2 separate regions of the Mus musculus genome follow, and region 1 is linked to region 2. Evidence: chromatin contacts called from ENCODE Hi-C or POLR2A ChIA-PET data. All regions are on one chromosome and are shown on one strand. Each heading gives the region's core, a stretch centred on a gene start or an enhancer-like site at or near the end of the contact. The rest is flanking DNA. Distances are from core to core; before and after follow the strand shown. Region 1 has its middle 28 kb from the start of 4930479D17Rik. Region 2 holds the start of Stk38l (serine/threonine kinase 38 like).

The links. A loop is a pair of places that touch in the nucleus more often than their neighbours do. ChIA-PET counts read pairs that join two places held with the same protein, here RNA polymerase II (POLR2A).
Region 1: a map of heart shows a loop between it and region 2 (5-fold over the local background). The contact joins the enhancer-like site here to the promoter of Stk38l in region 2. A Hi-C loop is called at or near these places in 10 of 37 maps with a recorded cell type or tissue (CH12.LX, CH12F3, T-helper 17 cell and 3 more). POLR2A ChIA-PET finds 5 or more read pairs at or near these places in 2 of 5 experiments (Patski and embryonic stem cell).

What each region holds. Positions count from the first base shown.
Region 1 is chr6:146,682,670-146,688,258 of GRCm38, reverse strand. No RefSeq gene overlaps it. Among named protein-coding and RNA genes, the nearest start is that of 4930479D17Rik, 28 kb to the right of the region's middle. Within about 2 kb of position 2,383, at least 1 of the 3 ENCODE cell types and tissues checked has a DNase peak (open chromatin) inside an H3K27ac peak, as active enhancers do; it is heart, where a contact is called at or near this core.
Region 2 is chr6:146,722,672-146,728,610 of GRCm38, reverse strand. Stk38l (serine/threonine kinase 38 like) reads right to left here and starts at 3,681. Exons shown (of 14, transcript NM_172734.3): 1 at 3,564-3,681.

The DNA.
Region 1 (5,589 bases), core at 1,134-3,633, 39 kb after region 2:
ACTGTGTGCAAATCCCCATGTCCACAGTGACGGAAGGAAGCTGACTCACTGTACCCATGTGCTTATCACCTGATCTCCTAACGCTCCCCTGTTCATTTTAGTCGTCCTGGTCACCAGTTGACAATATCCTCCTGCCAATATCTTGAATACTTTGCTTCACTGCTCCTTTCTCACCTGCAAGTGAACAAGAGAGTCGCACCCTTGCGGACAGAGACACCATCACTTGATAGTCACCAATTTGTCTTGGATTCTATTCCCACAAAGGCAGAGCCTGAGGCAAGGGAGAGAGAGAGAGAGAGAGAGAGAGAGAGAGAGAGAGAGAGAGAGAGAGAGAGAGAGAGACTATTCTGTCATGACCAAGATCTCCTTTCCATATCTTCTTTTTAAATAGACATTTGCTATTTTGTGTAATAGACATTTGCTATTTTGTGTATGTGTGCACACTTACACACATGTGTGTTCTGTGGTGTGCACGTGAAAGTCAGAGGACAGCTTGCAGAAGTCAGTTCTCTCATTCTCTGGGTTCCGGGGATTGAACTTTTGTCAGGCTTAGTAGCAACCACCTTCATTCATTGAGCCATCCTCTCTCTCTCCCTGGGTGCTGGGAAGATAGGCAGAAACAACCACACAGGCTTCTGTGCCTTTGTGGTACTGTAGTAGAGTCTTCTGTCTCCAGCCCTCCTGCTTCCTCTCCCTCTTTGCTTTCCTTATTTTCTTGCCTCTCCCCTGTTTACTCTTGTGCTTGTGATGATTCAAATCCACTGAGCCATTGTGCTAGCTTCCTTATTTGCATACGTTTTGAATTTTTATCTCTATCAGATCCTGGGAGAAGGAATGTAAGTGGTATTTAGTTTGGGCTTGTAGGTGTTGAACACAGTACCTTCTCTTAGAAGTCACTCCTAGCCGGGCAGTGGTGGCACATGCCTTTAGTCCCAGCACTTGGGAGGCAAGTGGATTTCTGAGTTCAAGGCCAGCCTGGTCTACAGAGTGAGTTCCAGGACAGCCAGGGACAAAAAAAAAAAAAAAAAAAAAAAAAAAAAAAAAAAAAGTCACTCCTAATGTTGGGGGAAAGCGAGGAAGGAAAAACAGAGTTGGACTTAGCCTGGATTCAGGATAGCTCCCCTGTAGTTCCTAGGGCTCCTCTGTGGATTTTTATCATGTCTGTGGTACCAGACACAGGCTAGCAGTAGGAATATGAGGCTAATCTCACATAACCACCACCTTGTCTGTGGCAGGAGGAACCTCTTCCATCTACTTCCTTTTTTGGAAATATGTCCAATCAAGCCACACGGCCAGTCACCCTCCCGCCTGTCTGACACAGGGCTGAGTCTGTCTTACATCAGTGGCAGACATCAGTTCTGTGTGTGCACCAGGGAGCCTTGCTGACCTCAGCCCTTCAGGTGCTCAGCTGCTTATTAACACTAATTTTTTTGTTTGTTGCTTTTCTTTGCTTTGTTTTGAGACAGGATCTTGCTGTATAGCCCTGGCTGGCATCAAACCTATGACTCCTCTCCTTCATACTTCCAGTGGTGGTATCAAAGACATGCGCCTCACAGCATGCCCCTCACAGCCATGCACCTCACAGCATGTACCTCACAGCCACGCCCCTCAGAGCCACACACCTCACAGCCATGCCCCTCACAGCCATGCACCTGTGGAAGAAGAAAATGAAAGGAGAAGAAAAGAAAAAGATGAGTAATGGAAAAATGAAAGAAACTGATAGATCACCCCACATATGTTCAGGGTTATAGACTTCCTACTGAGTGTGTGCATGTATGTCTGGCACAGAAAGAAAACATCATAAACTGTTGGGAGAAGAAATAACAGGGTGTTTGTCTGGTAGGGATCCGTGTTGTTATAAGTTCTAATCAGAGCAGAAGCCATATTTGAGTTTCCTTAAATAGGTTGATTAAAGTCTCTGAAAGAGGAATGTCAGCTCAGACTCTCTGCGGCAGTGTTGAGTGTCTGTCACCGGGGAACAATGACTTCATCTCCAAGCCGAAACGTACTTATCAGCTGCAGTTTGTTAAGTGTGTACATTCACTGTGGGGTGAGGTCATGCTGTCAGCAGCGGTGCAGGAACAGTCCACCAGGGGATTTCTTTTCACTGGAGGAGGCGAACAGCGTGAGTGGAGGCAATGCCTGGGTGCCTTTGCCTTGAAAACGTGGAGACTGGAAGTAGTTTCCTGTCCACTCGGCAGAGGGCGCGCCGGTCTCCCATCTCGTTAAACTTGGTGGTGAAGCCCAATGCTTGCGGGGAGCTCACACAGAATGGAAGGGCTCAGGCTCCTTGTCTTGCTCACTGGAATTTCCTCGACACTCAGATAGTGTCTGGCGCATGCCGGGCTCTTGGCTAACCATTGTTGCACAAATAGGCAATACTTAGATCATGAGCACAGACGAAAAAAACAGATAAATATGTGTGTGTTTGCCAATAAGCCCAGGGCATTCTGGGTAACAGTGGCACCACTCAGACTTAGTCACAAAGGCTGTCTCGTCCCATTGCAAAATGAAATGAACGGAAGAGAAAAATTGGGAGTCAGAAAAATAGGGACTGAGGGCCAACCCAAGGAGTTTTAAAACCTCATGGTCTTGGGCTAACTTGGGCTTGGCTTGGGCCCTCTGGAAGGCATTGTGCAACAGAGGAGTCCTGTGCTTCAATAGTCTCAAAGCTAGGCTGATGGGAAGCAGCTGAGCCTAGAAGAGTGCCACCAGCTAGAAGAAGAACAAGGAGAATATTTGATCTTCTGACAAGGGGGACAGGGCAAGAATTAAACAGAGTGGGGAGGGTTTCAATGCCAGCCAAGAGCTAATGTGTGGACTCACAGAACTCAGACCAAATCAGACTTTCTGGGATAACTGGGGAAAGCTGTGTCCTGTGGGTCTGTGTGGATGCCCAAGACTTTGAGTCCCTGCTGGCAGGTCTGTTCCAAGGACCACCAACTAGGGAAGGGCAGATAGTGTGTATAGGCCTTAAGGCAGAGCTAGTCTATTTTGGAGTCACCATTTGAAGGCCGAGCCCCTCACTGTGGAGAGACAAGGCACAGCGAGAGCGGCTGTAACTGGTAGCAAGGTCATGAAACAGCTGGGCAGCTGTGTCCACAGTCACAAAGCAGAGACATGATGCTGGTTCATTGCCCACTTTCTGCTACCCTCCAGTCCGGGACCCCAGACTTTGGGATGGTGCTTCCCACTCAAAACGATCAGGGTGGATCGTTATCTCAAACACTCCCACAGACAAATCCAGAAGTGTCTTCCCATGGGGATTCTAAGATCCACCAAGTTACCAGTCTAGGTTGACTGTCACACATGGTTACTTTCATTCTTCAGGGAAGACTTATGGCTCGTCCAGCTACTACAATGACATTGTTTCTTGCTGATGTACGATGCCAGGACTGTTTTAACACTAAATGGATCGACTAATACTATATCTCTAGCAGAGACTTGGTATGTCATAGGGACATAGTCTGAACTAGAGCTTCCCTGTGGAAGAGTTTGGGGAAGCAGAAATGAACTCTACAACTGGCTGGGCAGGGCCCTCTCAGGATTCTCACCTCCTCTGCCTCTTCCTTTCGATGGGAAGAGCAGGAATTATGGATAAGGAAGGATGATGGCAGTTGTAACCCACCACACTAAGGTTAGGTCTGACTGTTCCTTTGAGAGTTTACTAAGAAATACCCCTTTGAAGGCCGGGCAGCAGAGGTTCCTCCTCCTTGCTCTTCATGTTGAGGTCGGGTCTTATGTAGCCCATGCTGTCCTCAAATTCAAGTCTTCACTTGAACAGCTGATCCTCCTGCCTCTGTCTCCGAGGGTGAGATAAGCTGGGCCACCACTCCCACAGATCACGATGTGTCTTCATGTCAGTGTTTACTGTTAAAGAAGGAGGGCTAATAGGACTGTGTAAGATTCAGAAGAGGAAGAGCAAGCTGTAGGAAAGAAAAAGAAAGGAAAGATAGAAATGTTTGACTTCTTACAATTTGGGCCAGGACTGAGTTTGGGTCTGTTGCTTCCAGTTACTGCCACACTCTGACCAGTGACTTTCCTCTGCTCTTCCAAGCAGCAACAGCCAAGCACTGCCTCAGAGGACTTTCCAGGACAGAGACCCCACCCACTTCATGCCTCTTTGTCCTGACCTGACTCCTGAATCACATGAGGGCAGGTTCTATCCTGCAGCCCAAGCTAATCCCCTCTGCCCTGTTCCCCAACCCCACCACCAAGAGCGTTGTCAGGTCCCAAAGAAACTCCCAGCACTGCTCGCCCCGCCCCTACCCTAAACCTCTCCTGGCCAGGGGCTTTGCTTCCCTTCCCTGGGCTTCTGACTTCTATGTAATTCAGCCATTTTTGGCTTTGGCTACCCGCCTTGCACTCCTAGGATCCTCTTGGCCCCTCTCCCCTCTTTCTTCTCATCCTCTCTCATCTTTCATGGCCTTATCTGGTCTGAACCTTTCGAATGCCTCTGACTACACTCTCCCTCATACCTACAATAAAGTCTTTCTCCTCAACCATACCTAGGAGCAGCCATGCCCTCTTTTACATTCAGACACCAAATAAGAAACCTCTGTGTGTGTGTGTGTGTGTGTGTGTGTGTGTGTGTGTGTGTGTGTGTGTGTGTATAAATTAATGACAAGAGCTCTACAAATAGAATGTCTGCAGAACTAAGTCTTACCGGATGGGAACTTGTAAATGGTTCTAAGAAATAACAAAGAACACAAACTGCTTGTGGAAAGGTCAGTAACTGTCATCGCCACCCCAAGGGACTCCCTGTTTAGGAAAACAGAAATAAATTCGCCCGGCAGCTGCGAGAGGTGGTGGGGACTTTTGAATGTCAAATTCTTCGACTCACTTTTCACAACAGATAAAAATAAAGGATTTCAAGTGTATTGCCAAAAGGGCAGAGGGGAAAAAACAAGAAACAGACCAAATGCTCAGAGCTAGCAGAGCAATTTCCAGAAAGGCGGTCTCTGGTAAGAAGGGAAGAGTTGGACCACTGTGTCTCCTGGTGTGTTTGTCTCTCAGAAGGAAAAATTTCACTCTTTCTTCAAACACCTTGGTCTGGAGAGGCCATTGCACCCTAGGGTCCAGATGTAAAGCAAACACCAAGATACACAGATGGAGCATGTTTACCAAGGTGCATTCATTTCCAGAAAGCAGAATGCCAGGAAGAGGCTAGGACTCAGGGCAGCAGGAACAAGGGAGCCATGCACTGAATGCCCATCAAAGCCAGGTTGGTGATACATGCCTACATAGAGTTCCTGTGCTCAGGAGCTCAAGGCTAACCAACCTCAACTGTATATAGAATTCCAGGCCAGCCTGAGGTATGTGAGAACCTATCTCAAATGAATTGCTACATTAATTTTTCACTTGGAATTAGAACAGAATATTCAACAACTTCTGAAACTGCCCTAATATATCCCTGCTATTTTACATTATGTATTTAGGTGAAGTGTGGGGCATTGGGCTCTGCACAGACAGGCTGGTCTCCAGTTGAGCTGAGGTCTGAACCTCGAGGTCATAATTCACCTAAATGACACGGTAGGGGTAGGTGGCCCCTTATTCTCCTGGAACTCTGGCTCCTGCCTAAGTTACCGA
Region 2 (5,939 bases), core at 2,432-4,931:
GCTGATATCTTCTTTTTACTATCTTTGTCTTATTTCATGAACTTTAAATACTGACAGCAGCTACTTTCCCCATTAAAGCTTATCAATCATAAACTGTTGACTTAGAGAGAAGGATCCTAGAACCTATCACATTCAGCCAAGGAGAGATCACTTTTTACACTCTGAGAGACTGGCCCCTGATCTTTAACAAGTAGACATCATCTGAGCAAAGATGAAGAAGGTAAGAGCCTAGATCTCACAGTATGGTTGGTAAGGATAGGCAGGGACCCACCAATGCTCACATATACACCATTTACGTTTAAGTGAATTTACTGATTCCAGTTTTCAGTTAACCAGTACCAAACATTAAGCCTGAAAATTCATAACTAGAACCTGACAGACAATTTTTTCAACATCCATTTATCTAGCAGACCTGTATGAAGCACAGTGTCTGATATTAACACCTGTGACTTCACATTCTCCGAGACATTAAATGACACTCCAATATTGAGTATCCATGGCTGAACTTCTCTCATTTTACACATGTACAAAACTCTATTCCAAACCTTGCTTCAGACATTATCGGAATAGCTATTTATGGAAATAAAAACTGAAAGGTCTGAGACTGACATCAACTCAATTTCAACTTCATAATTCAATCCAAACAATATCTAATGCCAAGTAGCCTTTAGACACACAAGATATAATACAACAACTGAAATGTTGCAGCAGGGAAGGGGTATTCCTAATTTCTCATTTTGAATCTACATGGGTCTCACTTGATGGCTACAACTAATTAGCATGAAAAGTAACTTTCAAAGTGACTAAATTTTACATGCCAAAAATAATATTTCCTTTGCTGAGTGTGGTGGTGCATACCTTTAGTCCCAGCACTGTGGAGACAGAAGCAAATGATTTGTGTGAGTTACAGCCAGCCTGGACTAAGTTTCAGAACACCCTGGAACTATACAGCTACACAGTGAAACTCTGTCTCAAAAACAAACAAAAACCACAACTCATTTACCTAGGTTTTCACTTCGTTGGCATTCCCAAAATTTAGATGCATTTTCCGAAATCCACTCTTTGCAACTACAGACCTGAGCAAGACCTTCCTGAATGACAATGGGAGGTAGTGTGTAAACCCATGGTGTCTAGGCCAAAGCAACTCTACTACTTACTGTCTACCTGACTTTGACACCTCATTTACTCCCTCAGCAAGGTGGGAGTAATAGAAACGCTCCCTCTGGTAAACAAGATATATAAGCGAAGGGTTTGGCAACAGAGGCCCTGTATAAAGTGTTCTCTTACAGTCTTACCATCCACCAGGTCATCCAAATCATCTGCACAGATGCCTTTTCCTCCTGAAACCCTTGAGTTGTCTGGTAGGACTGATCCTTCCTTCCTTGGCTTCAGTAGGAATTTTATATTCTAGTTACTGGAAGTGGAGTCACATGTTTCTCCCTCAGGACAAAGACCACAGCATTTGTGTAAGGCAGGCAACTAACCCTTCTCTCCCTTCATCCCTCCTTCCAATGCTTGTAAACAATAATATCCTGGCAATCAGCAGAACCTTTACCTGGAGATTGAAGTGCCCTGTAGCCTGTATATGGCAGCACTGATCATGCCTCACTAAATACTTCCTTGGGACTTGAACAGAAACTGTTGGGGGAACAAAGAAGAAAGGATAGGAGAATATACCTGCTTGTTTAAACACAACTCTGCTGCCTTAAGCTTGCTTTCATCATCTCACTGAAAGAGACCATGGTGCTTTTCATATAAAAATTCAAGGGCAGGCTTTCTGCATATGTCTAGTCTAACCCAGTCATAGCTTGCCCATCTGTTGATTTGAAAGTAATGCTAGGATTCTCAAACAGCAATATGCTTGCTTAACTGGTCCTACATTTATGGAAAATAAACTCATTTAACATTACAGCAAGATACAAAAATCCTCCTGGCTTTGGTGTCTTCAACTTTTCCTAGCTCTGTGAGAAGGCACTTGCTAAGGCATGTTACCAATTCTACTAACAAGATGTCACTGGTCTTTGAGAGAGTGGAACTTTTCTAAAGAAAAATGGCCAAACTGAGACTAATGCTTTATCATTTTGGTTTTTTATCATTTTCCTTTGTTCTTAATGTCCCACTTTTTGAAATTAAAATCTAGTATTTAAAAAGCTGCAGAGTTTGGTTTTTGAGAAAGAACTTAAAGTTGGGTGGGTAGAGAGGAGGAGAGGATCTGGAAGGGCTTGAGGGAGAAGGGACTATGATCAAAATATATTTAAAATTTAAAACTGTTTTAAATAATAAAAACTGCAGAGAACACCTTTTTATTTAGACAGCCTTAGTTTCTATTCTTTGGCTTATTTGTAAGCAAACTCAAGAAAACAAGTGCTGAGACTTCCAGTATTCTATTTAATGTGGTTTTTCTGAGTCTAATTTGTTCATTACTTAACAGCAAGGCCTTTCAAAAGAGCACGGAAACTACACCGAACTATGCTTCTCATTCTAAACACATCCCAACAAATGGGATGCCTAATCGGGCCTCTAACTAGGAGAAAAAACGCTCAGCAGAGCGAAGGCAAATACCAAACTTTTATCCCTTGTACTTCTTCTGAGACCAGGATTTTCCAAATAAAAGTACTTTTATGACCTCGCGCAATATCATAATTTATCGTATATTTAACTAAATTATCTCCCCAAATAGACACAAGAGCAACTAACTCAAATAAAGTGCCTCTTGGCCACGAGGGAAAGAGCATAATAAACTTAATTGTTTTATATATCCTGAGGCGTAAGAGAAAAACCTTTCCATTTAGGCTTGTGCGTGAGACATCAAGACAACTTGATATGCAAATTGCAAGGCTTATTGACTTAAAGTAGGGAGACCTGACCGATTTAAGCCACGACTGCCAAATAAGGGGTAATCACCACCTTAAAACCATTGAACTTTGTTCGCCTGGCTTCTTGGCAGTCGTGTGGCTAATACCAGAGCCAAATCCATAAGTGGCTTCTACCGAAACGCGTCCCAAGTTGCAGAGGAGCCGGAGAGCGCGCCGGCTCTGCACCGAGTGAGTCCCGAGGGGCGGCAGCAGCGCACCTCTACACCAGCCGCTGCTCCAGACCCACCTCGCATCTCTTCACCGCGTTTCTCCAAACTTCGGGACCCAAGAGCGACCCCGCAACAGAGAAAGTAGCATCGGTGACAGGGACGCCGCGGCTCGGGCACAGTTTGCCGTCGCTGTGCACCGGCAACTTTGTGCCGGCGAGCCGTGCCCTCTGCGTCCGGAGGGGACGGGAAGGTGGGCCCGGAGCAGGACGCGCGCGGGGCTGGCGGCTCCGCTCCCGGTACGCAGGCTGCCGCACCCGGCTCGGCGAAGGCCCCGGTGACTGACAGGCGGTGGGGGCGCGGCCCCGCCTGCAGCCCGGGGACGCCGCGCACGGCCGCGGTTCTCCGCTCCGCCAGGGACACCTGGGCTGGGCGCCGCGGGCTGTACCGCGCCAAGCCCCTCACACCTCCCCGCAGCGAGCGCCGCCCTAGCCCCGCGGCCCTGCCCCGCGCCGGCGCCGGTGCCCTCGCCCGCTCTCACCTGCCGGTGTCGCCCGCGCCCGCTCAGCCTCCTCCTCAGTCACCGCAGCCCGCGGCGCGCGTCTCTCGCGCCAGGCCCCGCCTCGTCCCGCCCCGTGAGGCGGTGCCAAAGCGGCCGCGCCAGAATCTCGCGAGACTTGATCTCCTAGATTTTTTTTTTTAAAGGGGTCGCCCCTGACGTCATACGCACCCAGGCGGAAGTGTCCTTCTGGCGTCAGCGCCAGTACCGACCCCCACCTTCGCGGGCGGAAGTGTAGGTTGGTCCAGGAACCTGAGCTCAGTCTAATCACTACTGGGCGTTGTAACGTTCTTGTCTCATGGCCCTCTCCAGTTCTAACTGGTTCTGCCTGACCCTGAGAGAGGCCTGGTGTGATGGAGCTCTCCTCAAGGCAATGCAAAGATGGCTCCATAGAGGAGAGATCACCAATGTAGCAGCTCTGTGACTTCCACGTCTCTATAACTGAACCCGAAAGGCTTAGGAGGATTTAGAATTTAGGAAGACCACAAGAAACTTACCAGCATACATGAAAATTTGCTAAACTTACCTGAAAAATCCCAGAGCAGTTGACAACATAACATACAGCATTAGGCTAGAAAATTGTCGTCGTCATTGTCTCTTCCCTTCGCATCAAAGGTAGGCAGGCAAACTTCAGGACCCGCGGACTAGCCAAACACTATACACTGTGTGTCCTACACACACCTACTCTTAATTTATACATCCAGCACAGTAAGAGATTAACAACCGAACCATAGATTTAAGCAACCTCAACAACATTTACTTTAAAAAAACAAACAAACAAACAAACTTTGACGCCAGGTACAGTGTTTCATGCATGTAATCCCATCACCAAGGAGGCTGAGGCAGAAGCTGCGGCAAGTTTGAGACCAGCCTGGGCTACATAGTGAGTTTGAGCCCAGCTAGAGCTACAGAGTGAGACCCAGTCTTAACAATACAAAAGCAGGCTAAATCTTATCTTTGATGTAGACAGCCAGCTGCTCTTGTGCTTTGGGGCTATTATGAAATAAAATGAGGATTATTGGAACAAGGACCATGCCTCCCAGGGGGCCAGGAGTTTCACATACACAACATTGACACTCCAGAGGAACTGCTAGCGTCCTGGGAGCAACACAGTGAGGGGAGTGAGAGACTTCATTGGCTACTTAGAACGGCATTTTCAGTTTAAAACTGGTGAATCATTTATTTCTGGAATTTTCCACTTCATAATTTTGGAACATGGTTGACTGTGGGTACTGCCAAAGTGAATCTGTGGATAAAGGGAGAAGAGTGTGTGATATTTAGAAAATCACTTTCCCATGGAGAACACAGGGGAGAGTTTTGGGAAAGTGACAAGAGTTTTGCTTTTTAAGATAAAACTGGTCTTTGAGTAAGACAAACCAATATTCCCAATCACTATTAACAAATCCATTCTTGGAGCCGGGTGTGGTGGCGCACGCCTTTGATCCCAGCACTCGGGAGGCAGAGGCAGGTGGATTTCTGAGTTCGAGGCCAGCCTGGTCTACAGAGTGAGTTCCAGGACAGCCAAGGCTATACAGAGAAACCCTGTCTCGAAAAACAAAAAAAAAAAAAAACAAAAAAAAAACAAAACAACAAAAAAAAACAAATCCATTCTTCAAACAGTGGGATTTTATGAAATACCCTTAGCTTTTACACTATTAAAACAATATATGCAAGGGCTAGAGGATGGCCCTCTTCTGCTCTCACAAAAGGCCAGAGTTAGGTTCCCAGCACCCACAGCAGATGGTGCACACCTTAGTAACTCCAGTTCAGGAAATTGGATGCCCCTTTTCAGCTACCAGAGGCACCTACATACATGTACATGTGCACACTTACACAGAGACACATATATACAATGTAAGGGTCCAAAAATCACTGAAGGAAGAGCCCAGACTCAGATAGTATGCAAAAACAAAGAGTGTTTATTCCACAGAAACATCCAGTATGCAAGGGTCAACCATTCTTTGAAATGACGATCCCAGACAAAGGCAGGCAGGCCTTCTTACAGGAAACCAAGGGAACTCTCTAGAAGAATTAGGTAATCTATAATCTCATTGGTGGGTGCTAGGGGGCCACAGGTGATCAGTGGTCTACATTCCAATGTCATGAATGTTCAATCATGTGTGGCCAGTGGTCTGTATCCCTATATCACAATCGTTCAACCACGTGATGAAATAGGGCTGCCCAGCGCAGATGGCCCATTCTGAGATAAGATATTTCCCATTTTTGTGTTTATCCCCAGACTGTTCTTTGGGAGGGGGTTTTATGATCTTGTTCTGGATTTTATGGTCTGTTCCTAGAGCTGCTGTCTTATGACTTAGTCCCCCAACTTAGTTTTGGGGACTTATGGTCTATTCCTGA